Linked DNA regions of Mus musculus: region 2 is linked to region 1. Evidence: chromatin loops called from intact Hi-C (ENCODE). Cell type or tissue: left cerebral cortex. All regions are shown on one strand.

What was found. A loop is a pair of places that touch in the nucleus more often than their neighbours do. Peaks named below come from ENCODE experiments on the same cell type or tissue, not always from the same donor. Only the 100,000 strongest peaks of a DNase experiment are listed, where the experiment ranks them.
Region 2: it touches region 1 in a loop (2.1-fold over the local background); 10 of 42 quality-filtered maps call a loop at or near these places.

What each region holds. Positions count from the first base shown.
Region 1 is chr1:174,607,609-174,610,108 of GRCm38, forward strand. Fmn2 (formin 2) reads left to right here. Exons shown (of 18, transcript NM_019445.2): 5 at 774-2,344. Among named protein-coding and RNA genes, the nearest start is that of Fmn2, 110 kb to the left of the region's middle. In left cerebral cortex, no CTCF peak of the experiment used is centred here; a DNase peak (open chromatin) is centred at 1,340.
Region 2 is chr1:174,917,840-174,920,339 of GRCm38, forward strand. The region is part of intron 1 of Grem2 (gremlin 2, DAN family BMP antagonist); the gene reads right to left. Among named protein-coding and RNA genes, the nearest start is that of Grem2, 2.7 kb to the right of the region's middle. In left cerebral cortex, CTCF peaks have their summits at 604 (motif pointing left) and 1,339; DNase peaks (open chromatin) are centred at 629 and 1,347.

The DNA of each region.
Region 1 (2,500 bases):
ATCAATAGCAATAGCATAGTCAGGAAGGCAAAGATTTATCTTGTAGAATATTCTTCCCTGTTCAGGGGTACTATTCTAATTTTATTTCTGTTATTGTGATAAAATACTCTTACCACAATCGAGTCATTGGAACTATTCTAGTTTTATTTTTGTTATTGAGATAGAACACACTTACCAAGACCAAATCATCAGGGAGAAATAACATATGCCTTGTAATTTTGGGTTACAGTCCATTATCCAAGAGAACTCAAGGCAGAAACCTGAAGCAGCGAGTCAGGATGCACCCCCAGTTTGGAGCAGAACATCCATTCATTTCTCTCTTCTCTGCTAGCTTTCTTTACTTATCTACAGTTCAGGGCCCTATCAGGGTGGGTACTTCATCCCACATCCATGAAAGTAACCAAGGCAACCACACATAGACTTGTCCACCGGCTGACTTGATTTAGGTACTTCCTCTTTATCACTCTTTTCCCAGGTGATTCTAGGTTGTGATAAGTTGACATTTAAAACTAACCTTCAGTGTCACCCATCCTCGGTGGCATTGTATAAAGGTGAGACAGACAAAGATTTTAGGAGCCAATGGGAGTATGTCTGAACCACTTTAAAATCCAAGGGTAGAAAAGGGGGTACACCCTGAAATTACCGTAAAATCTTTCTGTGGCAGGATATTTCTGGAGGCAGTCCCAGTGTGACTTTGTGTAATTTTCCCATTCCTCTTTAGATATTTGTATTTTTCCACTGTCTTACTAATTGTGGCTGCCCTTGTCTCTTAGGAAGTTTTCGATGTGAAGTCTGAAGGACAGGCAACTGTAATTCAGCAACTGGAACAGACCATCGAGGATCTACGCACAAAAATAGCTGAGCTAGAGAAGCAATATCCAGCCCTGGACTTGGAGGGACCCAGAGGCCTCTCAGGACTTGAGAATGGATTGACAGCCTCTGCAGACGTCAGTCTAGATGCTCTTGTATTGCATGGGAAGGTTGCACAGCCTCCAAGGACTCTTGAGGCAAAATCAATACAGACTTCCCCAACAGAAGAAGGTAGAATCCTGACATTGCCACCTCCAAAGGCACCACCAGAGGGTCTTCTGGGGTCCCCTGCAGCTGCAAGTGGAGAGTCAGCCCTTCTAACCTCACCCTCTGGACCTCAGACAAAATTCTGTTCAGAGATTTCTCTGATTGTGTCTCCAAGGAGAATATCAGTACAGCTGGATGCCCAACAGATACAGAGTGCATCACAACTACCACCACCTCCTCCTCTCCTTGGGTCTGATAGTCAGGGACAGCCCTCCCAACCTTCTCTGCATACTGAGTCAGAAACCAGCCATGAACATTCTGTTTCCTCCTCCTTTGGAAACAACTGTAATGTCCCACCCGCACCACCTCTGCCTTGTACAGAGTCCTCCAGTTTCATGCCTGGCCTGGGCATGGCAATTCCCCCACCTCCCTGTCTCTCTGACATAACAGTGCCTGCTCTGCCCAGTCCTACAGCCCCAGCCCTACAATTTAGCAATCTACAGGGACCAGAAATGCTGCCAGCCCCTCCCCAACCTCCTCCTCTTCCTGGGCTAGGAGTACCCCCTCCTCCCCCTGCCCCTCCTCTCCCTGGAATGGGAATACCTCCCCCACCTCCTCTCCCTGGAATGGGAATACCTCCCCCACCTCCTCTCCCTGGAATGGGAATATCTCCCCTACCTCCTCTCCCTGGAATGGGAATACCTCCTCCCCCTCCTCTACCTGGAGTGGGCATACCCCCTCCTCCTCCTCTTCCTGGAGTGGGCATACCCCCTCCTCCTCCTCTTCCTGGAGTGGGAATACCCCCTCCTCCTCCTCTTCCTGGAGTGGGAATACCTCCTCCCCCTCCTTTACCTGGAGTGGGAATACCCCCTCCTCCTCCTCTTCCTGGAGTGGGCATACCCCCTCCTCCTCCTCTTCCTGGAGTGGGAATACCCCCACCCCCTCCACTTCCAGGAGTGGGAATACCCCCTCCCCCTCCTTTACCTGGATCAGGCATACCCCCTCCTCCTGCTCTACCTGGAGTTGCTATTCCTCCACCACCTCCTCTACCAGGTATGGGGGTTCCACCTCCCGCCCCACCTCCCCCTGGGGCAGGCATCCCCCCACCCCCACTGTTGCCTGGCTCAGGTCCTCCACACTCCTCACAAGTTGGGAGTAGCACTTTACCAGCAGCACCTCAAGGGTGTGGATTTCTTTTTCCTCCATTGCCCACTGGCTTGTTTGGATTAGGGATGAATCAGGACAGAGTGGCTAGGAAGCAGCTGATCGAGCCTTGCCGGCCAATGAAGCCTCTCTATTGGACAAGAATTCAACTCCATAGTAAAAGGTAACCCAAAAGCAAGCTTGGACCTTTGGTTTCTTTCCACCAGGGGACACTTACTGTAGAACTTCATGGGAAAGTATAATTAAATGAATTATATATACAACTATAAAACATGTAAGATTTTAACATCAGTGTTTCCTGGAGCAATTATTTAACCTT
Region 2 (2,500 bases), 310 kb after region 1:
TTAAGCATCTCTGGGCCTAGAGGTAGATACTTGATTCTTGGTTTGTTAGCATATCTTAGATTCTGCCTATCACTGAAGCAGCTCATTCCTCATCTCTCATTTTAGAAGCCCAGTTTTCAAAAGTATCACTGATTATGCAGAGGCCTTGAACTTACACTTGAGACACACAGTAATGGTTGGTTTTGCTGATGAAACAGCAACAAACAAACAAATAAAAAATATTATTCGTGGAGAAGCCTTAAGGAACACCAACCTTCCTTCTTCCCTCTTCCCTGTATTTAATTTCTCATTCTTTCATCTTCTAATAGTATAAAGACTGCTTGATTAGAGTCAACAAGTGAAGTTAGCGAAAAGAAACTGAAGCTGAGCTCCCTATTAAATAGTTGGTTGCTCTCCTTATTTCTGGCAACTCCAACTGTGAAGCAAAACTAGCAAAAAAAAAAAATCCCTCTGGGTGACATATCTCTTCTCTAGACTCTACACTGTGTTTTCTAGAAGGAAGAGAGTACATAGATTGAACAGGAATTTTGTAGGCATTGGGAAATTGGTACAAGCACATGAAGAAGCAGCATCATAGTTTTCAGAGTTTGCATGCTGCCCTCTTCTGGCTTCTATGTCCAGGCTTGTCAGCACATCAAAAACTGTTTATTTCAACCCCACACCTGTGTGTAGTATACCTGGGAACACAGAAAAGAGTGTTGAAAATATTCAGGACATCGCATCAAATCTATATCCTTGAAGCTAACCAGAGGAACTTGACTCATTTTCCCTCTGGCTCCTGGATTCCCATTTGAGGCTGTCCACCGTCACAGAGTCTCACTTCACATTCTTGTTGCGTGAGACATCTTATTCTCCACCCTCTTAACTCCCACACGGCTCTGGGACTCATCTCTACCAATTAGTGCCCCACCAAGGGCTGGGACTGTCAATGTGCTGGAGAGGCAAGGAGATTTTCCTACTAGAAGTCATGGTAGTGGCAAGTACGCCAAAGAGATAGGTTAGTGTTGCAACAAATGGTCTAAGGACCACATTTTTGTAGCCTGACATGTGATCAGGTTTGGTTTTATACATTATTAAGTCCATGTGTACAGTTCTTAGAGACAAGAGAGTTATGTGATAGGAGGAGAAGCAGGTAATTGAAGAAGCAGATGCCACCATCGATCAAATTTATAATTACATGTCTTCCTCTTCTACGCAATTCGTCTTACATGCTGGTCCTTTGTGCGACTGGTCAGAAGCCCAATATGGGGCACATTTTCTTGGGTTGGAATAATTCATTGCTGTTCTCCTAACTGCTTGAAAGAGTCTAACATAGTGCTCTTGCCTGCCACCTGGCATATTTGCTGTCATTGCACTGGAGCACAAACCTGGCTAACCCAGCCTGCAGTGTGCCCAAGAGACTGTGGTCTACCATGGTTTACTCTTGGACCAGGCAATACAATCATCTCATATCAGTAGAACCCAGGACCCAACTCAGGATTCAAAACCATTCTCTTGAATCAAAAGAGAGCTAAGGTGGAGATGTTTTAAAATATTTGAAGGCATGTGATTTGTTTAAATTATACCTTACATAGTTTGAGGAAATCTAGATCTCTGGCTGGCTATTGTAAGATGTAAAGAGAATGAGGATCGGAGTGCCTCTCTCCATAAAAATGATAAGCAAAAAACAGTGAATAACCAAAACGCGGTGTATGTATATGCCTAGACCCCCATCCAGATATAGACATGTATCTGAAAGCCACTCATATATCTCAGCCTATACAAAACGACTGTACTCTCACTTAGTCAATGCAATGTACCCAGCATGGCTTTGGAGTTGAATGGCAAGGAGAAATGAGTTATAGGATACTGACAAATACTCATGACAAAACTATCCAGGCTTGCAGGATGTCTCAGCGGCACCAGCCTGACGGCCTGGGTTTGCTTTCAAGATCCCAATATGGAAGGAGAGAAGTGGTTCCCTAAAGTTTTTCTATTAGCTCCTTACATGCGCACACTCACACACAGACACACACACACCAACAGTAATAATAATAACAATTATTATTATTATTAAGCTCTTGTAACTACAAATAGACTTAAGTTGGGTGAGTTGCATGCAATGACTAGTGAACATTTTACAATCAGTTTCTCAGAGGATGTTAAGGATGAGATATATTTCTCTACAGTACTAACATGTTCTTCCTTAAACATAGCATTTACCCAGCACATCTATTGCCTGTCAAGACTTTTTTAAAAAAATGTCCCATGTGATCACTCGCTTTGGTCAAAGGGCAAAAATGTGACATTTTCCTAACTCCACAGTAGAACGACGCATGCATTCTTCCTAATGACGAAAGAACACAGCCATCTGATTAAAAGAAAATGGGTCGACGTAAACGCTCCACGGTGATATGCAAAGTGAATAGCTTTCTTATAACTTCCTTATCTTGCTTGGGCAGGCACAAGATTTGGGATAAGGGCAGTGCTGGAACTCAGGAACCGGAGGGGGGATGAGCCA